Linked DNA regions of Homo sapiens: region 1 is linked to region 2. Evidence: chromatin loops called from intact Hi-C (ENCODE). Cell type or tissue: heart left ventricle. All regions are shown on one strand. Each heading gives the region's core, and the rest is flanking DNA. Links, peaks and the distances in the headings are about the cores only. Region 1 overlaps LINC01796 (long intergenic non-protein coding RNA 1796). Region 2 holds the start of SLC9A4 (solute carrier family 9 member A4).

Region 1 (17,909 bases), core at 5,102-13,101, 400 kb before region 2:
GAGGGGAATGAGGAGGGAGGGAACCAGACAAGGCTGAGAGGACTCACAGACCACAATGAAGCTGTGACAAAGGGAAGGAAGTTGTGATGAGACCAGAGTCACAAAGAACACCTCAGAAGGGTTTCTTCACATAACAAAATCATTTAAACCAAGGGTGTCCAATCTCTTGGCTTCCCTGGGCCACACTGGAAGAAGAATTGTTTGGAACCACACATAAAATACACTAACAATAGCTGATGAACTAAAAAAAATGTAAAAAACAACTCATAATGTTTTAAGGAAGTTTATGAATTTGTGTTGGGCTGCATTCAAAGCTGTCCTGGGCCACATGCGGCCCATGGGTCGTGGGTTGGACAAACTTGATTTAAACATTTAAACTTTTCTCAAATTGGACCAAGTAAATAATGACATGAGAAAAATAAAATATTTGTACATAAGATATTAAATCAAGCCCGGGTATAATTGTGTAACAGCATGTGATGGATAATTTTAAGTGGCAACCTGGTTAAGGTATGGTGCCCAGCTATTTGGTAAAACATCAGTCTAGATGTGGCTCTGAAGTTGGTTTGTGTGTGTGTGGCCTTTATGTAGGTTAACATTCAAATCAGTAGACTTTGAGTAAAGTAGTTTACCCCCCATAATATGGCTGAGCCTCATCCAATCAGCTGAAGAAGAAAAAGCACTGAAGTCCCCTGAGAAAGAGGGAATACATCCTATCTTATGGATTTTGTCTCTCTGGAGAACCCAGACTAATACAGTGAAAGAGAGGGTTTTATCAGAAAATGAGCCTAGAAGCTGGCAGCCAAGATGGCCAAATAGGAACAGCTCTGGTCTACAGCTCCCAGTGTGAGCGATGCAGAAGATGGGTGATTTCTGCATTTCCATCTGAGGTACTGGGTTCATCTCACTAGGGAGTGACAGACAGTGGGCACAGGACAGTGGGTGCAGCGCACCGTGCGAGAGCCGAAACAGGGCGAGGCATTGCCTGACTCAGGAAGGGCAAGGGGTCAGGGACTTCCCTTTCCTAGTCAAAGAAAGGGGTGACAGATGGCACCTGGAAAACCGGGTCACTCCCACCCTAATACTGCGCTTTTCTGACGGGCTTAAAAAACGGCACACCAGGAGATTATATCCCACACATGGCTTGGAGGGTCCTACGCCCACGGAGTCTCGCTGATTGCTAGCACAGCAGTCTGAGATCAAACTGCAAGGGGGCAGCGAGGCTGGGGGAGGGGCACGCGCCATTGCCCAGGCTCGCTTAGGTAAACAAAGCAGCCGGGAAGCTCGAACTGGGTGGAGCCCACCACAGCTCAAGGAGGCCTGCCTGCCTGTGTAGGCTCCACCTCTGGGGGCAGGGCACAGATAAACAAAAAGACAGCAGTAACCTCTGCAGACTTAAATGTCCCTGTCTGACAGCTTTGAAGAGAGCAGTGGTTCTCCCAGCATGCAGCTGGAGATCTGAGAATGGGCAGACTGCCTCCTCAAGTGGGTCCCTGACCCCTGACCCCCGAGCAGCCTAACGGGGAGGCACCCCCCAGTAGGGGCAGACTGACACCTCACACGGCCAGGTACTCCTCTGAGACAAAACTTCCAGAGGAACGATCAGACAGCAGCATTCGCGGTTCACGAAAATCCGCTGTTCTGCAGCCACTGCTGCTGATACCCAGGCAAACAGGGTCTGGAGTGGACCTCTAGCAATCTCCAACAGACCTGCAGCTGAGGGTCCTGTCTGCTAGAAGGAAAACCAACAAACAGAAAGGACATGCACACCAAAAACCCATCTGTACATCACCACCATCAAAGACCAAAAGTAGATAAAACCACAAAGATGGGGAAAAAACAGAGCAGAAAAACTGGAAACTCTAAAAAGCTGAGCGCCTCTCCTCCTCCAAAGGAATGCAGTTCCTCACCAGCAACAGAAAAAAGCTAGATGGAGAATGACTTTGACGAGTTGAGAGAAGAAGGCTTCAGACGATAAACTACTCCAAGCTACAGAAGGAAATTCAAACCAAAGGCAAAGAAGTTAAAAACTTTGAAAAAAATTTGGATGAATGTATAACTAGAATAACCAATACAGAGAAGTGCTTAAAGGAGCTGATGGAGCTGAAAGCCAAGGCTCGAGAACTATGTGAAGAATGCAGAAGCCTCAGGAGCCGATGTGATCAACTGGAAGAAAGGGTATCAGTGATGGAAGATGAAATGAATGAAATGAAGCGAGAAGGGAAGTTTAGAGAAAAAAGAATAAAAAGAAACGAACAAAGCCTCCAAGAAATATGGGACTATGTGAAAAGACCAAATCTACATCTGATTGGTGTACCTGAAAGTGACAGGGAGAATGGAACCAAATTGGAAAACACTCTGCAGGATATTATCCAGGAGAACTTCCCCAATCTAGCAAGGCAGACCAACATTCAGATTCAGGAAATACAGAGAACGCCACAAAGATACTCCTCGAGACGAGCAACTCCAAGACACATAATTGTCAGATTCACCAAAGTTGAAATGAAGGAAAATATGTTAAGGGCAGCCAGAGAGAAAGGTCGGTTACCCACAAAGGGAAGCCCATCAGACTAACAGCAGATCTCTTGGCAGAAACTCTACAAGCCAGAAGAGAGTGGGGGCCAATATTCAACATTCTTAAAGAAAAGAATTTTCAACCCAGAATTTCATATCCAGCCAAACTAAGCTTCATAAGTGAAGGAGAAATAAAATACTTTACGGACAAGCAAATGCTGAGAGATTTTGTCACCACCAGGCCTGCCCTAAAAGAGCTCCTGAAGGAAGCACTAAACATGGAAAGGAACAACCGGTACCAGTCACTGCAAAACCATGCCAAAATGTAAAGACCATCGAGGCTAGGAAGAAACTGCATCAACTAACGAGCAAAATAACCAGCTAACATCATAATGACAGGATGAAATTCACACATAACCATATTAACTTTAAATGTAAATGGACTAAATGCTCCAATTAAAAGACACAGACTGGCAAATTGGATAAAGAGTCAAGACCCATCCGTGTGCTGTATTCAGGAAACCCATCTCACGTGCAGAGACACACATAGGCTCAAAATAAAAGGATGGAGGAAGATCTACCAAGCAAATGGAAAACAAAAAAAGGCAGGGGTTGCAATCCTAGTCTCTGATAAAACAGACTTCAAGCCAACAAAGATCAAAAGAGACAAAGAAGGCCATTACATAATGGTAAGGGGATCAATTCAACAAGAAGAACTAACTATCCTAAATATATATGCACCCAATACAGGAGCACCCAGATTCATAAAGCAAGTCCTGAGTGACCTACAAAGAGACTTAGACTCCCACACAATAAGAATGGGAGACTTTAACACCCCACTGTCAACATTAGACAGATCATCGAGACAGAAAGTTAACAAGGATACCCAGGAATTGAACTCAACTCTGCACCATGCGGACCTAATAGACATCTACAGAACTCTCCACCCGAAATCAACTGAATATACATTTTTTTCAGCACCACACCACACCTATTCCAAAATTGACCACGTAGTTGGAAGTAAAGCTCTCCTCAGCAAATGTAAAAGAACAGAAATTATAACAAACTGTCTCTCAGACCACAGTGCTATCAAACCAGAACTCAGGATTAAGAAACTCACTCAAAACCGCTCAACTACATGGAAACTGAATAACCTGCTCCTGAATGACTACTGGGTGCATAACAAAATGAAGGCAGAAATAAAGATGTTCTTTGAAACCAACGAGAACAAAGACACAACATACCAGAATCTCTGGGACACATTCAAAGCAGTGAGTAGAGGGAAATTTATAGCACTAAATGCCCACAAGAGAAAGCAGAAAAGATGCAAAATTGACACCCTAGCATCACAATTAAAAGAAGTAGAAAAGCAAGAGCAAACACATTCAAAAGCTAGCAGAAGGCAAGAAATAACTAAAATAAGAGCAGAACTGAAGGAAATAGAGACACAAAAAACCCTTCAAAAAATTAATGAATCCAGGAGCTGGTTTCTTGAAAGGATCAACAAAATTGATAGACCACTAGCAAGACTAATAAAGAAGAAAAGAGAGAAGAATCAAATAGATGTAATAAAAAATGATAAAGGGGATATCACCACTGATCCCACAGAAATACAAACTACCATCAGAGAATACTACAAACACCTCTACGCAAATAAACTAGAAAATCTAGAAGAACTGGATAAATTCCTCGACACACACACCCTCCAAAGACTAAACCAGGAAGAAGTTGAATCCCTGAATAGACCAATAACAGGCTCTGAAATTGTGGCAATAATCAATAGCTTACCAACCAAAAAGAGTCCAGGACCAGATGGATCCACAGCCGAATTCTACCAGAGGTACAAGGAGGAGCTGTTACCATTCCTTCTTAAATTATTCCAATCAATAGAAAAAGAGGGAATCCTCCCTAACTCATTTTATGAGGCCAGCATCATCCTGATACCAAAGCCGGGCAGAGACACAGCCAAAAAAGAGAATTTTAGACCAATATCCTTGATGAACATTGATGCAAAAATCCTCAATAAAATACTGGCAAACCAAATCCAGCAGCACATCAAAAAGCTTATATACACCATGATCAAGTGGGCTTCATCCCTGGGATGCAAGGCTGGTTCAATATATGCAAATCAATAAATGTAATCCAGCATATAAACAGAACTAAAGACAAAAACCACATGATTATCTCAATAGATGCAGAAAAGGCCTTTGACAAAATTCAATAACCCTTCATGCTAAAAACTCTCAATAAATTAGGTATTGATGGGACGTATCTCAAAATAATAAGAGCTATCTATGACAAACCCACAGCCAATATCATACTGAATGGGCAAAAACTGGAAGCATTCCCTTTGAAAACTGGCACAAGACAGGGATGCCCTCTCTCACCACTCCTATTCAACATAGTGTTGGAAGTTCTGGCCAGGGCAATTAGGCAGGAGAAGGAAATAAAGGGTATTCAATTAGGAAAAGAGGAAGTCAAATTGTCCCTGTTTGCAGATGACATGATTGTATATCTAGAAAACCCCATCGTCTCAGCCCAAAATCTCCTTAAGCTGATAAGCAACTTCAGTAAAGTCTCAGGATACAAAATCAATGTACAAAAATCACAAGCATTCTTATACACCAATAACAGACAAACAGAGAGCCAAATCATGAGTGAAATCCCATTCACAATTGTTTCAAAGAGAATAAAATACCTAGGAATCCAACTTACAAGGGACATGAAGGACCTCTTCAAGGAGAACTACAAACCACTGCTCAATGAAATAAAAGAGGATACAAACAAATGGAAGAACATTCCATGCTCATGGCTAGGAAGAATCAATATGGTGAAAATGGCCATACTGCCCAAGGTAATTTATAGATTCAATGCCATCCTCATCAAGCTAGCAATGACTTTCTTCACAGAATCGGAAAAAACTACTTTAAAGTTCATATGGAACCAAAAAAGAGCCTGCATCGCCAAGTCAATCCTAAGCCAAAAGAACAAAGTCATAGGCATCACGCTACCTGACTTCAAACTATACTACAAGGCTATAGTCAACAAAACAGCATGGTACTGGTACCAAAACAGAGATATAGATCAATGGAACAGAACAGAGCCCTCAGAAATAACACCGCATATCTACAACTATCTGATCTTTGACAAACCTGAGAAAAACAAGCAATGGGGAAAGGATTCCCTATTTAATAAATGGTGCTGGGAAAACTGGCTAGCCATATGTAGAAAGCTGAAACTGGATCCCTTCCTTACACCTTATACAAAAATTAATTCAAGATGGATTAAAGACTTCCATGTTAGACCTAAAACCATAAAAACCCTAGAAGAAAACCTAGGCATTACCATTCAGGACATAGGCATGGACAAGGACTTCATGTCTAAAACACCAAAAGCAATGGCAACAAAAGCCAAAATTGACAAATGGGATCTAATCAAACTAAAGAGCTTCTGCAGAGCAAAAGAAACTACCATCAGAGTGAACAGGCCACCTACAGAATGGGAGAAAATTTTCGTAACCTACTCATCTGACAAAGGGCTAATATCCAGAATCTACAATGAACTCAAACAAATTTACAAGAAAAAAACAAACAACCCCATCAAAAAGTGGGCAAAGGACATGAACAGACACTTCTCAAAAGAATACATTTATGCAGCCAAAAGAGACATGAAAAAATGCTCATCATCACTGGCCATCAGAGAAATGCAAATCAAAACCACAATGAGATACCATCTCACACCAGTTAGAATGGTGATCATTAAAAAGTCAGGAAACAACAGGTGCTGGAGAGGATGTGGAGAAATAGGAACACTTTTACACTGTTGGTGGGACTGTAAACTAGTTCATCCATTGTGGAAGTCAGTGTGGCGATTCCTCAGGGATCTAGAACTAGAAATACCATTTGACCCAGCCATCCTATTACTGGGTATATACCCAAAGGATTATAAATCATGCTGCTATAAAGACACATGCACACGTATGTTTATTGCGGCATTATTCACAATAGCAAAGACTTGGAACCAACCCAAATGTCCAACAATGATAGACTGGATTAAGAAAATGTGGCACATATACACCATGGAATACTATGCAGCCATAAAAAATGATGAGTTCATGTCCTTTGTAGGGACATGGATGAAATTGGAAATCATCATTCTCAGTAAACTATCGCAGGGACAGAAAACCAAACACTGCATGTTCTCACTCATAGATGGGAATTGAACAATGAGAACACATGGACACAGGAAGGGGAACATCACACTCTGGGGACTGTTGTGGGGTGGGGGGAGTGGGGAGGGATAGCATTAGGAGATATACCTAATGCTAAATGACAAGTTAATGGGTGCAGCACACCAGCATGTCACATGTATACATATGTAACTAACCTGCACATTGTCCACATGTACCCTAAAATTTAAAGTATAATAATAATAAAAGAAAAGAAAAGAAAAAAAGAAAAGAAATAAAACAGATACATTGAAGTGGGTTTCTTATTACATCAACTTGAAGCATTTATTTAAATTTTGTCTACCCAGTATAACCAAATTGATTATTTTAATTAAACAACTTATTAAAAAATTAAAAGTTGTCCAAATGCTTGAGTTAAAAAAAAAAAAAAGAAAATGAGCCTAGTACCTAAAAGACTTCTCTTCCAAAATTGGTGTGCTGGTCTTTAAATAATCCTTATATCTTTTTTAAGTATATGTTTACATTTGTTTACTTTTATGTTACATGAGACACACTTCACAAGCAATTCACACAAAGCTCTGGGAGGTGGATACTTATTATAAGTGTGCCTGGGATTTGTTCACTGTCACAGAGCGAGCACTTTTTGAGTGTATAAAGCTTACTAATTATCACATATCTTGCTACATTACAGTTAAATTATTTAGCCATTTCTACAATGTGACTGTAACCCAGTTACAGGAAGAGGTTTGTGTACTCTCCAGTGACTCTTAGCAGGAAGCTGCCTATGCAAGTACAAAATGGGTGGAATGATGGTCTTTAGCTGATAGCAGAAATGGACAGTCGGCCTTCACCAACCCACCCTACCTTGTGTCTCATACACAGCAAGTTTTAAAGATTTCCAGGAAACATATCTTACCAACTTCCTTAGTAACTAATTCCGGAAGAAATGAAGAAATCCACCTGCAAGCTAGAAATGAAATCCGCTTGATGGCACAGAATATTCAAGTGAGTTTCTAACTCAGTTAACAATATGATAAAACCAAATATATGCACATGCAAAATTATTAAAGATTTGTTTATGTGAGACTCTGATATTTGCCATGAAAATTTCTACCATTAAAATTTGATTAAAAATATAGAAATATTTTCCCCCTTTCAAAATCAGTTTCAAGAAACCCTTGATAGAATCAGCTCATTAATTCTTGGCCCCTTTAACTAATACCACATTTGAAGTCACATGTTATAAATCAGTTTCAGTTGAGATATTAAAATCAGATTATAAGAGAAAAGCCTTGTAAATATTTGCCTCCAAATGAGTTTAAGAATAAATATATATTCAGTAATTCATCCATATTTAGCAGACATTAATAAGACAAAGCATAGCTTTAAGTTCACTTATCATTTAATACAAAGAAGGGACTAGGAAACTGCGCCTGATTTGCTTGTTTATTCTTGGGCTTGGTAATACCTTATTAAAATTTGAACTTCAAAATTGATATAATCAGTCAAATGTCAGCAGAAATATTTATTCTGTAAATGAAGCTTTAGTTAATAGAACTTTAATTTGAAGTACTTTCTATTTTCTTCTCCTCCATAAGAGAAAAGGAAAGGAAGTATACAGGAAAGTTGGATAGAAATAACACAGAGGTTTGAATTTTCCTTCAGGTCTGTGCCAACACTAGAGGTCAGCAACTTTCCAGAAATGACATGTCAAGTCTTCACTTATTGTAATTTACTTTATTTTTATTTTTTTACATTGGAAGAACCGCAGAATTTTAGGTCAAAAAACAGTCTTACTAATGTCCTAATTTGCTGTCTTTTTAGAGGTAAAGTGCTGCTGAGGTGTCAGGACTTGGCTAGTTTCACAGTTACGCTGAGATAGAAGTAAACTCAAGCCCCCATGAGCTGCATAGGGTTAGGAACCTCCACAGTTAGGAAACTCATGGCCCCCAAGAGCGACAGAAATGAGGTGTTATTAATTGTGGATAATTGTGTGGACTGATGTTGTCAGAAGGGACAGGGGAAGGAGAGAAGAGTGGTTGGAAGCTTTGACAAATCTTGGCTCCTGAAGAAGACAAGGGATGAAAAATTTATAAAATGTACCAACAGCTGAAAGGTGCCAACTTCAAAGGTCTTCTTTCTGGACCTCTTCTCCACGTGGATCCCAGGACTTGGACCCTTGCTTCATTTCTTTACAAACCCCAAATTCTTTTCAAACCCCAAATTAAATTCCCACAGAGAAAATTGCTCCAATTTCTAATTAACCTGGACTTTTACTAGGTTCATTGCCCTCAAAATCACTCTTGGCCTCAACGTCATCACTTGCCAGCCCTGACCCACGCTCTGTATGGCAGGTTTCATTTGGATCATGTGACCCCCACCACCTCCGTTGTGGTGCAGCCTCTCAGAAATGATCATCAACAAGGGGAAATGAAGAGGAATGGCTAAGCTTGGGCGTTGGGAAGCCAAAGTCTTTCTGAATCTCTGGCCTGCCAGGAGCTAGGTAATTTTAGGCAACTTAGTAAGCTTCTCTAAACCTCAGTTTTCTCATTTTTACAATGGAAATTATAATTATACCAGTCTCATGGGTTTTTATATGCATTAAATAAGATGTGTGTGGCCAGGTGCAGTGGCTCATGCCTGTAATCCCAGCACTTTGGGAGACCGAGGCGGGTGGATCGCCTGAGGTCAGGAGTTTGAGACCAGCCTGGCCAACATGGTGAAACCCTGTCTCTACTAAAAATACAAAAATTAGCCAGGCGTGGTGGCGGATGCCTGTAATCCCAGCTACTTGGGAGGCTGAGGCAGGAGAATCGCTTGAACCTGGGAGGTGGAAGTTGCACTGAGCCGAGACTGCGCCATTGCACTCTAGCCTGGGCAACAATAGCAAGACTTCATCTCAAAAAAAAAAAAAGATTTGTGTATATATCCCAGCTTGTTTGTATGTGAAAGGAATTTGGCCCAAACTTTCTTATTAAAAAAATAAAATAGGCTTAGGGTGAGGAGGAAATATCTGGACATTTAGCTGCCAGGAGGGGAAGATGCCTGTGCCTGGCCATGTCTTGACAGTTCTCCAATCTGCCTTTCCTCCTGCAGGTGCCTTTCTCCAAAAAAAACAATGAGGGCAAGTGACAGAGAGTCCTGATTTGGTGTAGGTCTGTGCTTGGCACATGATAAGGGTTCAGTAAATGTCACCCATCTTTACTGTTGCTGTCATCATTATCATAAGTCACACTGACCTGTGTCTTGCTGACATAACACACTGCCATGTTTTTTGCTAAAGAAGGGATCAAAGCTCATGGAAGTGAAGAAATGTGTCCTGATGATTTGGATGGTGTATTCATGCTTACACCATTCTCAATTCTCCCATCATGGCCCAGGCCTACACCCTGGTTTTATTAATGCACGAGGCTCACCAGGAATGGCTCCAAAGATTTCTCTGTGCTGAAATGTGGATGTTACTGAAGACATTGAAATAAAATTGGCTACGATACTCAGATTGATGCTGACTCCAAAGATACCAAGATAATTGTTTGGCAATTTGTTTTAAGATGGAAAGGAAAATTGTATTCAATAACCAGGTTGTCTACAAGACATCAAATGACCAATTTCAATTTTTTTATTGAGAAAATCCACTTGATTTCAATATTTTCAGTACCACATAGACATGATCTCAGTACAGTGATTTTTGTAAAATTGGCCCCTGAATCTAGTCTAATTCAGGTTTGTAAAATGTCTATACTTTTTCTACAATGGGAAATGTTCAACATTAGCTACAGGATGCATTCAAACTTTTCCCTCCATTGGGTTTAGAATACCTATGACATTAGGGAGACAAAGACCCAACTGTTTCACTTATCTTGGAGAGGTTTAAATAGTTGTTTCTCCTCTGTCCTCCCTCCATCTGGTACTGTGTTTTGGAAATACAGAAGAAGAATATAAGTTTATGACTCTTGAAAAGGTCAATTAGAATATCAGCCTAAGTGAATATGTAAAACAACTTAAACACTCTAAATACCCCAAATTAAACATTTTGATGATAATTTTTAAAAGAAAATAGTCACTACCATAAGTAAATAAATCCAAATGAGCTAACATAAATAAACATTACTTTTCAATTGTGGAAGTGGGTAAACTGCACGTAAGGAAATTCAAGTGACGGGCAGCCATCCAGAATGACCCTTTCATAAGTTATGCTTTTTTGCATCAGAACTGACCACTTTCTCTCAAGTATCTTTCCTTTTTTTTTTCTGAGACATGCAGTGGGTCAGGAGAAGAGAAATACGTTAAAATAAAATTGTTAGCCTTACTCAACGTCCCTTCTTTTCCACCAAAAAATGTACAAATTGACTTCCAGTTTGGGTGAATTTGCATAAATTTTTCAAAGGTAGAAGGTTTTTCTGACCAAAATTTTTTAGTGTTTCTGTAGATCCTACATTTATTAACATCTATTATAGTTAATTTTGAGCCTCTCCTGTCTTTCAATAATACTGTCATTCAAACTTACTCAACTGAAGAGAAAAATTATGTTTGGATAGACACAATGTATTTGTTTGCCTTTGTAGCATCATTAATGAGAAAAACAAGAGATTATCTTGAAGCAAACCCATGATATTTTACAATAAGTACCATTTTTAATAAAACTCTTAAATCCCCTAAATCTCTGAGTATTCTATTGGCATTAGTACCAGGTATTATTTCACCCCTGTAAATCGGTATCTGACAAGCGTGACAGAAAGCCCATTGCAGCTACCATGTGCCTTTGGCCCACCTTTCCCCTTCTTCCTCTCTGGATCCCAGACAAATGTGCAGAGGTACACAAGGTACTAACAACTGAGAAGAAGAAATCTGTGGGCTACGGATGGAAGAAATCTGTGGGCTGTGGATAGAAGAGCAGGGAGCTAAGGATCACTTGGGTTCCCAGTGGCATCACTGAGCCTCCACACCAGGCCTAAACTGCCTATCCCCAGGCCCTCTGTTACTTGCAAAAGAGGCAACTTGAAGTTTTTTAAGGAATGATGGGTTTGATTTATCATAATACAATGTAAACTCATATATATATATATATATATATATATATATTTTTTTTTTTTTTTTTGAGATGGAGTCTCGCTCTGTCTCCCAGGCTGGAGTGCAGTGGCGCGATCTCGGCCCACTGCAAGCTCCGCCTCCCGGGCTCACGCCATTCTCCTGCCTCAGCCTCCCGAGTAGCTGGGACTACAGGCGCCCGCCACCACACCCGGCTAAATTTTTTTGTATTTTTAGTAGAGACGGGGTTTCACTGTGTTAGCCAGGATGGTCTGGATCTCCTGACCTCGTGATCTGCCCACCTCGGCCTCCCAAAGTGCTGGGATTACGGGCATGAGCCACTGCGCCCAGCCATAAACTCTTAAGATGATAAAACAAATACTACTATTTTTGGTTTAGTTTCTGCATTTAAATTATAAGTTTCTTGAGCGCAAAAGCCATATCTCACCTCTTTAGTACCTTTGCATAACAAAGTAATGTGATCAAAGCAAACATAATAATGATTAATAATAAGCATGAAATGAATGAAACTTCCTAGCCCACATTGGGCTTCATTGATACAACTTCTTGTGTTGAACGCAAACTTTAAAATAGATTATATGTTATCTATTGCTGCATAACACATTAACACAAAACTTAGTGAATATTTATTCACTAAACATGAATATTTATTATTATATGTTTTCTGTAAATGAGAACTCCAGGAGTGGCTTAGCTTGGAGACCCTCATGAGACTGCATTCATGGCTTTGGCCAGGGCTGCAGTCATCTCAAGGCTTGCCTAGGAGAGGATCTGCTTCTGAGCTCACTCATTTGGCTACTGGAAAGACTCCCAAGATCTGCACCCAAGACCATGCACATGGACCTCCCCAGGTGGCCTTCTCAAGACATGGGACATGGCAGCTGTCTTCCCCAGAGCAAGCAAAAAGTCAGAAAGAGAATGAGAGAGAGAGAGAAAATGCAAGACAGAAGCCGCTGTTATTGATAACCTCATTTCAGAAGTGGCTTCCCACCACTATTGCTGTATCCATTGATAATACATCACCAAGTCCTTCCAACAACATTAAACCCAGAGGACATACAAGGAGAAGGAATCACACCACTGCACGAGTCCAGGGGTCACTGGGGCCATCTTAGTGGGTACCTACCACACAAATGTAGATTTCAAACCTGTATAAACACACTTAATATATCACTCACTTACGTGAATCTTTATAGATTTTTAACAGTGAAGATCAACCAGAATCTATTCTTCATGATTCTCAGGGTTTTCTCTTAGTGACCTCTACTCAACTGAGAGAATTAAAAAACTATAGAGAAATACATTTCAGATATTTATCATCACAATGTTTTTCCAGAATCTAGCAAAATCTTTTTGGGTAATTCTGAGGTCCAGCACCAATGGCAACCTAAAGCCAGCAATGGCAGTGACTGTTCACTGTCCTGTCATATCTGCTTTTCTTCTTCCAACTTAACAGCATTGTTACCTGCACGTATTTTATGGTAGCTTCGGCAACCATAAAAAGAAAAATACATAAAAAATAAATAAAACACTGTTTGAATGGTTTACACAACAGGCATTTATTTTCTCACAGTTCTCAAGACCACAAGTCGTGATTGAGGTGCCAGCAAATTTGGTTTCTACTGAAGGTTCCCTTCAGGGCTTGTAGATACATTCTCACTCTGCCCCCACAAAGCCTTTCTGATCTTTATTTTTTTTAATTTAGTTCATTGTTGTTGTTGCTGCTGCTGCTGCTGTTGTCTTTGTTGTTGTTGTTGTTGTTGTTTTAAGAGACAGGCTCTCACTCTGGAGTGCAGTTGTACAATCATTGCTCATTGTAACCTCAAACTCCTGGGCTCAAGCAATCCTCCCACCTCAGCCTCCCTAGTAAGTAGAAGCACAGTGCCCAGCCCTCTCTCCCTTTAAAAACACCAATTATATTGTATAATGACTCCAATCTTATGACCCCATTTAACCTCAGTTACTTCCCCAAAGGCCTTATCCCCAAGTTGCTATCGCACTGGGGGTTAGGGCTTCAACATATGAATTGTGTCAGGGGAGGACACAATTCAGTGCATAACTGTACATGAGTGCTTAGTGTGAAGGCTACATTTCATAGCTTCTTTTGAAGTTAGGTCACTAAATTCTCATCAATGAGATGGAAAAGGAAGACTCGTGAGATAGTTTCTGGTCTTCTTTAAGAAACTGCACGCCTTCTTCCCTCTTTGCCTCCTTCTGTCCTTCCATCCTTCCTTCCTTCCTTCCTTTCTTCCTTCCTCTCTTCCTTCTTTCCTTCCTCCCCTTTCTTTCTTTTTAATGTAAAAAAAAAAAAAAACCAGCTCTTTGTTCTTTCTTCTTCATCCCTTCCTCCATCTCAAAGCCTGGAACAAAGACTATGAGGACGAGAGTCACACCTTTGGAATGGCCTGAAAGTGCCTGGGCCCCCAAGAGCATTGTGGAGTGGAGCTGCTGATGTACCCTGAACTGCCTATCTCTGAACTCTTAAAAGAGTAAGAAATAATTTTCTATTTTATTTAATTCACTACCTTTGAGGGATTCTTTACTTGCAGCTGAATGTAATCCTAATTAATATACCATACTTATGCAACTAAAGTGGAGATGTCACATAATTATCAAATGCTTTGTGGAACATTTGTATTTACATTGTCAAATGAAAAGAAACTTCACAGTTGATTTAAAGTAGTCATTTACAAACTATATGTCCATTTACTAAAACCCAGCATAGTGTTAAAAACAAATTTTAACTCTTTTTTTTTTAAGACAGAGTTTCGCTCTTCTCACCAAGGCTGGAGTGCAATGGCGTGATCTCGGCTCACTGCAACCTCTGCCTCCCGGGTTCAAGAGATTCTCCTGCCTCAGCCTCCCATGTAGCTGGCACTACAGGCATGCACCACCACACCCGGCTAATTTTTGTATTTTTAGTAGAGAGAGGGTCTCACCATGTTGGCCAGTCTGGTCTCAAACTCCTGACCTCGTGATCCACCCTCCTGGGCCTCCCAAAGTGCTGGGATTACAGGCGTGAGCCACTGCACCTGGCCAAATTTTAACTCTTTTAATTGGGCCTTGCATGGCTCCAGTTTGCCTCAGGCTCAAGCACCCCATCTCATTGATCCTAGGCCTGCTTTACACACTTTCCTCACCTGCCTGGCTTCTTACAGATTTGAAATTGCAATGACTGATTTGTTCTAATCCAACCCCTTATTTTATAGATGAGAAAGCAGAGATCCAGAAAAGTAAAGGAATCAGAGATTATGGAGAAATAGGTACTAGAACTGAGGATATGGACTCCCAGTTCAGACCTCTTTCCGTTGTTCGGGCACAAATTATCCCCTTTGAATTTCCCTGGGAAGGAATACCTCTGGGTGGACCCTTCCCCCGGCATTCCTGCAGCTACCCTGTGGGCCTAGCCCTTTTGTACCACAGTAGCTCAGCAGCTGGACCAGTGAGAGGACACCTCTCCCTGCAGTGGAATTCCAGGATGACTAGTTGAAGGCATCCCCACTCTAGACTGCCTAAACCTTCCCTCTAGATGTGGGGACCTGGGGAGGTTGCACGTCCACCTCTTGGAAGTTCTCTCGGCACTCATTTTTTTATCACACAGATAGAGGGACCAGAGTATTACATTCTCAACCCTGTCATCTCCTATCACATAAATGTGATATCATTTTAGTCTATTAGAGTGTCATCACAAAAACAGAGGTGTTAGAGCATGGCAGCACCTGTCAGGGGGTTGCAGATAGTTATGTGAAATATTATGTTAACCCAGTTTCATGACATTAGTGGCAGTAACTCGTCCCTGCAGACTAAGTTCATTATTTGCAATATGTAAATGAAGGTGTCCTGTGCGGGCTACCATTAAAAGAAAAAAAATAGGTCCCCTTACAGAGTTGTGGAATTTTAAAAGTCTAGCACTGAGAGGAGTTTAGAGACCATTAAAGGCCATGTTACAGCATTTCTCTCCTCGCTTTTCAACTTTGAGATGACCAACCACCTTCTCCATGTGCACTTGCTAAGCTTCTCCATCTATATGGCTGAACACAGACCATTTTCAAATAGGGCATTAAAAGTGTTGTTTTACACTGTAATTTAGCTGCATCTGTTCTGTACTTGTTTCCTTGACTAGATTATAGACTCCTCAGAAGAATGGGAATAATCTTCTTTTCCTCTTTTTCGTAGCATCCAGCATCAGGCTTTCTATGTACCAAGAGCACAGTGTTTATTGAGTGATGATCTAGTGGAATCTTTTTTTTTTTTTAAACAAACATAAAGACCATTCAATGTAAAAGAGTCACTCAGTGGGGGAAAATTATTTATTCACCTCTCCAAAGCTCACATTTCTTTATTGTACAGAGTAATAATCTCACTTTATAAGAATTTATGTGGACCTTACACCAGGCACAATGACTCACGCCTGTAATCCCAGCACTTTCAGAGGCCGAGGCGGGGATCAACCTGAGGTCAGGAGTTCAAGACCAGCCTGGGCAACATGATGAAAACCCGTCTCTATTAAAAATACAAAAATTAACTGGGCGTGGTGGCATGTGCCTGTAGTCCCAGCTACTCAGGAGGCTGAGGCAGGAGAATCGCCTGAACCTGGGAGGCGGAGGTTGCAGTGAGCCAAGATTGTGTCACTGCACTCCAGCCTTGCCAACAGAGCAAGACTCTGTCTCAAAAAAAAAAAAAAAAAAAGAGAAAAAAGAATATATGCAAATGGTAAATTAGCAATTTAAGACTAGGCCTTCACATCTAAAAATGGGATATAAAATTATCCATCTAGAATTAGAATTTGAAGACACTAGTTTCTAGTCACATATTATTGCTTGGTGGCTAAATATCCACTTTAAAATATCCCAATGATGTTCTAAATTGGCGATGAAATACTAGAAAGGATTTGTTTTAAATGTTGGCAAAACCCATTGATTTATCTTCCACATTAACACGCTATTTGGAAAATACTACCATTGGTGATGATGATCTTGGTTGGGGTTGGTGATACAGTAAAAACAGCCATAGGAAAACTCGAGGGCCCAAGATACAATCAAAGCGGAATGTGACTCCAAGATTACAACTAGTTTTTAATGTTCATGACTCTACCAGCTTCTCTTCTAACTGGTTTCCATGTTTTCTTAATGTGCGAAGTAACAGGTTTAGAAGAAGGAATATGAAGCTGCCTCCCTGCTTTGAAGTGTAGAAAAGTAAAAATGTTCAGTTTAATGCATGTAAATAAATATACTACAAACCTCACCAAAAAGTAGAGCATGGCATTCCCTCAGAAGCCCCTCTCTGCCCTCATCAAAGGCGAGCACTGTCCTGACGTCCATGGAAATCACTTCTTTGTACTTGTACCACATGAACATGCATATTCCAGACTCTATGGCTTAGGTACACCTGTTTTGAAACTTTTCTGCTCAACATTATGTTTGTGAGACTCATCTATGTTTTTGTTTCTAGTTGTGAATTTATTGTCAGTGCTATATATTATGCCACCGTATAAATATATCCAATTTATTCATCCATACTATTGATAATGGCAATTTGGGTTTTTTCCCTGCTTGATATAATAATGCTATAAAAACATTCTCATATGTATATATATAATTTTCATATATGTGTGTATATATATATATATTATATAGGGAGAGAGAGAGAGATGAATGATAGCTATAGATGATACCTTAGTGCACATTTCTAGGTGTGAAATTTCTGGATCATAAATTTGGATTATCTTCAACTTTAGCAGCTAACTCCAAACCATTTTCCAAAGTGATTCTACCAAGATTTACCATCGTTAGAAGTGCATTAAAGTTAATATTGCTTATTTTCCTTGAACACATCATTGGTCTTTTTAAATTTCAGCCACTCTATAGGTTACGTGCATAGCAGATCTTGTGGTGTTGGATGTGCGTGTTGGATGTGTGTGTTGGATGCCTCGTTCATCAACAAGGTTAAGTATGTTTAAATACACTTATTGGCCACTTTTGAGAGGTACTTTTGCAAGTCTCCTACTTTTTTTTTAAATTAGATTGCTTGTCTTTCTCCTACTGATATATAAGAGTTCCTCGTAAATGTTTGACATGAATTTTTGGGATGTACCTGTATTACAAATACATGCCCCAACTCTGTGACATTTATTTTAATCCCTTACTGAATGACTTTG
Region 2 (9,132 bases), core at 91-8,090:
AGATGTGGAACTGAAGTAGAAGATAAACCACAAAGTCTGAGGTGGCTTTGTATTATCTTTGTTATACATTATCTTTGTTTTATAAGTGCATATAGTTGGGTGTTTTAAAAAGGATTGGGGGAGAGTTTTGATGTTTTTCTGTCAGAGTATCTATGGGCAATAAGTACTAAGTTAACCTATCTTCCCCGTTAGACCAAGTCCCTTGAGGTCAGGGACCATGGTCATTTCCACATATTTCATGGGTTCTCAGAAAATGTACCTTGATGGAATGAGGAATAAAAGAATGAATCATAATAATGATTATTAATTTTATTCTGATTCATGTTTTATAACATAATCTTTAAAAACTCATATGCATTTCTTAAGTGCTGAAATTATAAATCATCATCATCATTATTATTTTGGCCCTAGTAAACAAGCCCTTATACATAAAACTACCAGCCCAGTAATTGGCACATAGTATATATTCAATAAATATGGCCTTTTTATCTCCTCACTCCTCATGTCCATATGGAATATAAAAATAATCTAAATTCTTGAAGACTAGTAAATATGAAATTGTACTCGAATAAGCGTGTTCTGATATCCTACTCTTTTTTTCTAAAGTATGTTAAATTACATCATGAAAATCAAGAACATTTAAACCAACAGTTCTATGAATAATCGTATTTTCACAGTGTTCTTCGCTCCTAGACAGAATGAATCTGGGTGCATACAATGCCTCTACAAAACAAGCTAGGTTTTACACAAATATAAAACCAAGACAAAATGCAGCCTTTCTGCGTTTAGATGTTTACTGATAAACAGAGCAACTAGCTAGTCAGTGACAGGACGAGTTTCCTGGTACTCAGATTGACTTGAGCCATTTCTGTGAAGAGGAAGCCAGGTTGTGGAATGGGGAGCAGGGAACACAGAATCTCTAGCATATTGTTTTAAAAGGAAAACTCAAGTACCAAGTAAGATCACCTTGAACACAATCAGTGTCTATATGATTTCACAAAAGATGTTAGACTGTTCTGAACTGAGAATGTTATCCATTTGGAAAGCCATTTTTACTTGTATACCTCTTAAAAATATAGTAAGATCCTTTGTGTAACTTATTCACTAAGCAAATTGCACAAGACTTCTTCAAACTAACATTCCTATTTAATATTCACACTTTACTAGCTCAAAATGAATAGCAACTATAAAGGAGAGTCTAAAGGGGACACCTATACCAGTGTCCCCACACCCACAGGGAGGGAGCTAAGTGAATAGCCAGAGCACACAGAAGGTAACTGCCAGACCTCAAGGCTCAACCCACATTACACACCCATCCTAGAGAAAACATACACATATAAATAAATGAGAATTAAAATGTTTCATTGATTCTATCTCAATAAGGCAATCTACATACTCAAATAGCATAAAGTTTATAGCTGAGGCAAAGGAGGCATTGTGCTTAGCATTTGAGATAATTATATTAATTTTCCACTTTAGAATAAGCTGGTTTTAAAGAGATAAGGAGGAGCAGTTAGGGATTAAACAGTCACAGAGTATAGCCACCTCTTTGGTTTTTGACACAAAGATCCCTTGATTGGAATTTAATCTATTAACTTGGATTCACTTTATTTCACAAAGGAAATTAGAGGTGCCTCACTGGCCCCACTTGGTAGGTATAAACTAATATTTTACTGACAGATATAATCTTATATGCCCCGACATCCCATCACTGAGTAATACAAGTTGCCTATGGTTTTCTTGTTTTTTGCTTTCTGTCAATTTGCAAGAAGCACACGCTACTTTTAAAGAATAAACAATGGGGTGATTGATGAAGCCCACAATTACACAGCCAAGAATATTTTACAGAAGAAACATTATGTGTTTCCTGAAATTTCCACCTTGCATCATGCCCAGGTCTACGTGCTTTATTCTCTATATTTTTAAAGCATAGAATTTGAGAGTTTTGCATGTCAACAATGTCACATGGTTGTCACCCTGAAATGAGAAGAAACCAACACAGCCCAGTACCCAGAAGTATGCTCTCAAATTTCAAAGAGCAATCTCAAAGTATTAAATAGCTTAGTAAAATGCAGTTATGACTTTCCCTTGACTGAAGGGAAGAGAATTTTTAATGTAATAGCAGTAACAGTTAAAATCCTCTTAGCCCGTTATCTATAAGGCATTTTCACATTCACTATCTTATGTAAAAAGATAACTCACCAAACCAGGTGTTTAAGGACTTACCTATTTTTGCAAGGGATGCTAGAAGTATCCAGAGAGTGACCTCATAAGGAATTTGCACATAGTCATAATCCAGTTCAAAAACAGATATCCCTTCCTCTGGCTCTGAGCTGGCAGCAGCAAACCAAGCGTTAGATGCATACTGAGCAGTGGAATTTGCAGATTCATTCAAATCAGAAGATGCTTCAGAACACTCAAGAGCCACTAGCAGTAGCAAACAATTCCAAGGACTGTAAGTCACGAACATCTGCAGAGCCATTCCTGTGGGCTTCTCCTACCTACACCCCTGTGTGGATGTGTGCCACACATCTGAAGTCGGGGAGGCTTCTAGAGAGTGACTGCATCCACCTGGGTCAAAAGTAATATAGGTACAGTCTGTGGGTCCTCCCAAGAAGATTCCGAGTGTGTTATTGAGCTCTGTATGTAGACACTTTCTAATCTGGTTTAAATCGTTTGTGTTCAGGCAACTCAGCTTCCAACTCAAATGCAGTTATTCAATAGACTTGTTAAAGTCCATGGAGCTACCTGGAGGACCTCCATCCAATCATGGCTTGAGCAATTTATGAAAGAAATAAAAATCTCTTCACTTAAAGGCATTTCCTCATTTCACTGCATACTGGCTTTGTCTTGTGGGTGAAAATTTAAAAGGATACTGTAGTGCTCATTCCACAGATCACTGGAGTCCTTCTAATGAGGAAAGGAAACCTTCCCTGTCTATCAGATCCCAAGAAGGAGCTACCTGATCTGCGCTTGTTCCTTCTCTCCTCCCCCTGTCCTCTCATTTGTTTTGAATGACCACGGCTTCAGGTAGCTCTGGAACTACACTTAATTATTTGCTTTGATTTGACTTTTGTAATGAAATCCTTTCTCTGAGGGTTCTCTGGAGGTCACACTGCTGACACCTAGTGGGCACCTGCAATACAACACCCTTGACACTTTCAGTTATGAACGTTAAGGTGACCATGAAATTATCTAAACCAGGACACTTTGGGGAATGAATAATAATGATAATTATGCAAAGCTATAGGCACAAACCAGAATTGTCCAGCAAACTGTCTTATATGGTCTCTATACATGAGGAAGAAGGAGGATAAGAAGGAGGTGGTAACAACAAGGATGGTAGCAAACACTGAAACTTTTGCATGTTACCAGACTCCATGAGCAGTCATTCATAGAAGGAATGAAGTTCCAGATCTCTATGAACTTTACACTATAATTTTTAAAAAACAGGAAGCCAAAGAACAAGTTCCATAAATACACCTAAATACCTGGATTTGTAAAACTCCATGGCACATCCAGATTTTCCATTTAAAAAACATTTGTTGTTGTTAAAAAGAAGCAGCATCATAGAATGTTGATGAAAGAATTTTGAGATAATTTTTATGAGCCTACTTCTCGCTCTTCTACTTGTTGCCAGGTGACCTTGGTGAAGTTAATTACCTTTCAGAAATTCCTTATCTGAAACAGAGAGGAAAATATCTGCCTCATTGAGTAGCTAGGAACATTAAATGAGATAAAGCAAGTAAAGAATTTGGCATGTAGTTGGCACTTAAATGTTAGTTTTTATTTTAAATTACATTTCTTATACTTTTAGGATAAGATACAACACTTTTGCAATGATTACTGATACTCAGTAAAAAATGAGAATAATACATCATCCATATACTACCCCAACATCTCTTTTACATCAAACTGCAAGATGCTTTGTGTTTTGTTTTTTCTTAGTTCATATTAGTGAGTGCAGGGGATTTCCCCCCAGCCAACACACACACACACACACACACACACACACACACACACACACACACACTCAGCTAACATCACTGGGAAATTGAGAAAGGAATGGTTGAGAAGGGCTAACACCTAGATGCAAATTCATAGTGAGGCAATAGAATTAAAAGTTCACATATGAATATTTTTTCTTTTTCCTTCAGTTTGACTCCAGAATAGATTAGATTCAGTCACTGAAATGAGACTATCAGGTGGACTACAAGAAGGGTACACATATTGAGTCGATTATTTTTTCTCAAAGAATATATGAATATCCTTTAATAGAAAGCTGCTTTATAATAGGTGTTTTATTTTTATTTGCATTTTATTGTACTTTTCTTTCTAAAAAGAAATGAGGGAGCAAGTCTCACATAGTGCCTTGTGGAAAGACCAAAATGAAGAATCAAAAGACTTATGTACTCAGACATTAGTTATCTGATTGGCTTTGGAAAATTACCTGTTTGAGCCTTATAGTTTGAGCCTTTATAGTTTTCTCATCTATAAAATAAAGATGCTGTCCATACCTGGTAACCCTTTCCTGCTCTAAAATTCCAAATTTTGTGAGTATATGGCAACCCGTTTAGCCTTATGATCACCTGATGGCTGATAGTCCAGTCCCTCTCAGAGTAAAAATGCCAATCTTGGGAGGATGGTAAGAGAACAACTTGAGCTCTGCAACAGTCTACTAACTTGTGGTCCAGGTTAAGATGTAGCAGCCCACTTCATCAACCATCGGCATCACTTCCACTCATGCAGTACTTTCTTACAGATGTCAGAACATTCTTTCTAAAATGATTTCTTAGTATAAGGTCCCCAGAAAGTGTATGTGAGACAAAGCTTCCATGAGAAGTGCAAACTAAGGGCAGCAAAAGTGAGGGGAAAGGGGGAAGAAAGGAGAAGCTCTTCTAGAATGACAGCATAAGAAGCACCATAGATTTCCTAGTGAAACAACTATAACTGGTGAGATCATTAAAAATCAAAAACAACCATCCAGTCTCTGGAAATTGTCCTAAGAGCAGACAGAAATTGAAAAAAATCTTCTAAATATTGGTAAGACCTGAAGGCACGGCCTGTTTTCTCTACCCACCCCTCAGCTCAATGTGAGAAAAACTCTATTCTGGATGAATGTAGCCACGAGGATGGGGCTGCCTCTAATCCCAGATCCCAGTTTATGACTACAGTTTCTACCCAGAAAAGTCAGGTTGTCAGCATACGTAACCAAACTCTGCCCTACCCCAATCCTAGCAATATGTTGAACAGACTCTATTGCAGGCAAATGTAACTGAATCTACCCCAGAAACAGCAAATTAGGAATACTGGACCCCGATAACTCTCAACTTACTCATAAGACTGAGTTTTCACAACACTGGAAATAAACCAAGATGACCAGTGGCTACTACCCCAGTCCAGCATCCCACTCACACACCAGGGGTATCACTCCAAGAGAAGTAGGTTACTATCTCTATCCCCATCTCCAGAGTAGTGGAACAGAGTTTCTGCCAAGGAGAGGAGACAGGCTATAGAACAGAGAACTCTATAACTAACTCTAAGTATGCTAACTTTATTTGGAACAAAATATAGAGATGTTCAAGCCTAAGGGCACTGTCAAAAACAATGAAGATTTAGGTTGTGAGCAAGGAAGAAAAGCTAGTAGCTCCATGATTGCAATAAGTTAAAGAGTAGACCAACTAGAAGTTTAACAGAAGAACCAGAAAAAGAGATGGCTGAAAAGAGCTCTCCTGAGGCTATAACATGTCTCAGAGACTGGTCTCAAAGATTACCCTGCAAAGGAGCCTGACTTTAATTGGATCGGACTGTGGAGTAATTTATAACCCAAGGCATTGTTGAAAACAATAGGCCATTTCAGCCAGCAGTTACTGGAGGCTAACAGTTGAGTGTGATGTCAATAGATACAACAGACCAGCTAGAAGCTTAATATATCAGTGAAAGAAAGTCAGAGAAGCCTGCTAAAACCATTGTTATTCTGGGGGAAGGGAGAAAGGGCTTAGGGGTATTATAACCATGCCCCAGGCTTCACTGGCTGAGGATCAGTATAAAAAGCTGCACAGGGAAATAGACTTTGCTGATATAGTCCAGCCAAGTCACTAAACAAACAGCAAACAATTAAGCAACAACAAGCCCTGGAGTTGGGGGAGGGGGAGAAAGCAGCATCAAGAATTGCTACAAGAAATCATCTAAAATATCCAGTTTTTAGGCAGAAAAAAATTATGGACTACATACTGTCTACAGAAGTCACATTTTAGTTTCAAAGATACCAGTAGGTTGAAAGTAAAAAAAAAAAAAATGAGAAAAGATATATTACACAAACACTATGCTAAGAGAACTTGAGTGGCTTTACACTGACGAAATATGCTTTAAAATAACAAATGTTACTAGAGATAAAGAGGGACATTTAAGAAAAAGAAAAGTGTCAATCTATCAAGAAGATGTAACAATTCAAACTTATTTATACAAAGTGGGATTTATCTCAGGAAGGCAAGGTTGGTTTAATATTTAAAAATTATTTCATATAACATACATGTCAATAGAATTAAGGCAAAACCACATGACCATTTCAACAGACTGAGAAAAGCATTTGACAAAATCAACAACCTTTTATTTTAAAAACACTCTACAGGTCAGGAATGGAAGGAAACTTCTTCAACATGATAATACACAGCCAACATCATACTTAAAGGGAAAAGACTAAATACATTTCCCTGAAAGAACAGGAACAAGACAAAGAGATACACTCTTGCCACTTCCATTCAATATTCTACTAGAGCTGCTTTTAGTCAGGGCATTTAGACAATGAAAAGAAACAAAAGGCATTCAGATTGGAAGGAAAAAAAGTCAAACTATTTCCACTTGCATGATCTTTTAAATAGATTACTCTAAAATATTTAAACAGAATATCCTGAATAATTGACTAAAAAACTATTAGATATAATAAATGAGTTTAACAAGCTTGTAGGATATGAGATCAATATGCAAAAACAAATTGTGTTTTATAGTGACAATGAATAAAACAAAATGGAATTAAGAAAATAATGCCATTTATAATAGCATCAAAAAATGCAATTCTTAGGAATAAGTTTATCAAAAAAGTGTCACACTTGTATTCTAAAAAAAATTGTTTAAAGAAGATCTAAATAAATGGAAATATGATCCAAATAATAATTATCAGTTAACTTAATTTCTCAGAAAAGATCCATTCACAGGTGCACCAGAGTATCGCAGGGTGCTGTGCGCTTTCCTGTTTATACTTGTGATGGTGAAGGGAAAATATAAACAGTTTTCATTTGCAAAGCAGAGAGTTAAAAGAATCATCCTGGAATTTTAGGTCCGCAGCAAGCTATTGGATACCTGACAGTTTTGATCTAATTATTCAGATAACTATATTGGTTGTAGAAACTTGACCTTCTCTGACCTGCCTTCCTGACCCCTTTTTGGTGCCAGTCCCAAGAATCCCTGTGGTTCTTGTCATCTGTTCATAGAAACCCGCTCACACATAGAGCCCAGTGGCAGGAAAGGAATGGCCAGACATCCTCTCCCCAGTGGGTGCCTTATAATTTAGATTGCTATATCCTGTCTTCCCTCATGGGACTAATTGAGGGTGGTACACATGGCAAGAGAATCTCCCATCCATCCCCCAGGGTTTCAGCTGTGCATAGCCAGAAGAGGAGCTTAGGGAACATTCTTCTCTTTTTACCCTCAGTTTTCTAGAGGCAACTTCTGTTTTAGAGAAGCTCCAAAGGAAAAAAAAAAAAAAAAGGCAGAACTGACACCATATTTTACACATGATGAATTAGAAAGTCACCTCTCTCCAGGAATAGTTTTCAACAAAATAATCAGCACACCTCTTCTTCCTTCCCATAACGTGTGCTCATTGTTGACTTTACCAGAAAGTATTTGTGTAGCACTCTGAGACTAAAGTATCTGTTGCTTGCCCCTGAATTCTTGATACTTTGTCAGGGCTCAAATTTATATTCTTTTTTAGGAAGAAGAATGAAAAAGAGTAGTGATAGAGAATTGGTCAATGCTGTCCAGAAAGATGATTTGCCTTCCAAGACCACAGCTAGCAATTAAACTGGATGGCCTGGATCAAGTTCTGGTATATCATACCCCTAAATTGAAAGCCTACATCTTAAGCTGGAGAGAAGTCAAAAGCTATGACCCTGCTTTCAGGACAGAAAGCTGAGCTCTGTCTCTGCTCCCCAAAGTCAAACTTCCACTGCTCAGAGTGAAACAGAGGGGATGGGTAAAGGCAAAATCAAGTCCAGGAGACCCCCCCTATATGGAAGGAGAGGGTAAATACCACAGTGTAGTCTGGGTGGATGGGGTGGGCATGAATGTAAGCTTTGAAATAAGACAGATCTTCACACCAGAGTTAATGTCAGATTCTTACAGTTCTACTGTGATAGCTTCCCTAAGGGAATACAAACTTTGCAAGGGGGAAAAATTTGAAGCTATGTGAACTTGGGCAAGTCTTAAACCTCTTTCAGTCTCAGTTACTTTATCCACGATGATGATGGTGATGATGATGATGATGCCTATTCTAAAGATGTTTGAGGATTAGGTGACATGACAAATAACAGAAAGAAAAATGCTTAATACAGAATTGATACCAGATTAGTATTAGATTCATTTTATTTCAAAGTGATTATAAACTCCACATAGGTAGAAGTCTAATATCCTTCAGTATCCTATAATACTTCCTAATAAGTTACTTGTCCACAAAACATCCTAAATTTATTGGATGGTGGAAATAAGACAGACAGGTGGTTAAAAATGAAACGTGTCATTTTTCTCTATTTACCCACATTGTCACCAGTCACCACTGTTTAGACAATAAGTCACAGGGCTAGTTGAACCCAGTCTAAAATGGCTGAGCTAGCAATTGTATCTTCCCTAATCTTTCCTCTTTGTTCCAAGGGCTGATCCCCTCCCACTTCCACCCCACTCAACCCATAACCCATCACCAACAACACCTACATTAGGAACGCCTAGTAGGTCTGTTTTCCCTCTTTTCTTTCTTTCCTCAACTAAATTCCTATTCCCTTAGGGGGGACCATGACACTGGATTTCGAGGAACACTGATTCTCATTAAGGTAGGTGGATAACGTGTTCTGACATTGG

Evidence for each region. Peaks named below come from ENCODE experiments on the same cell type or tissue, not always from the same donor. Only the 100,000 strongest peaks of a DNase experiment are listed, where the experiment ranks them.
Region 1: it touches region 2 in a loop (15-fold over the local background); 6 of 110 quality-filtered maps call a loop at or near these places.

The regions. Positions count from the first base shown.
Region 1 is chr2:102,863,066-102,880,974 of GRCh38, reverse strand. It overlaps LINC01796 (long intergenic non-protein coding RNA 1796), which reads left to right. Exons shown (of 4, transcript NR_135562.1): 4 at 7,395-7,636. Among named protein-coding and RNA genes, the nearest start is that of LINC01796, 24 kb to the left of the region's middle. In heart left ventricle, for the core only: a CTCF peak has its summit at 8,376 (motif pointing right); no DNase peak of the experiment used is centred there.
Region 2 is chr2:102,467,110-102,476,241 of GRCh38, reverse strand. It overlaps SLC9A4 (solute carrier family 9 member A4), which reads right to left and starts at 3,016. Exons shown (of 12, transcript NM_001011552.4): 1 at 2,227-3,016. The coding sequence starts at 2,482. In heart left ventricle, for the core only: a CTCF peak has its summit at 3,127 (motif pointing left); no DNase peak of the experiment used is centred there; H3K27me3 peaks cover 1,959 bases.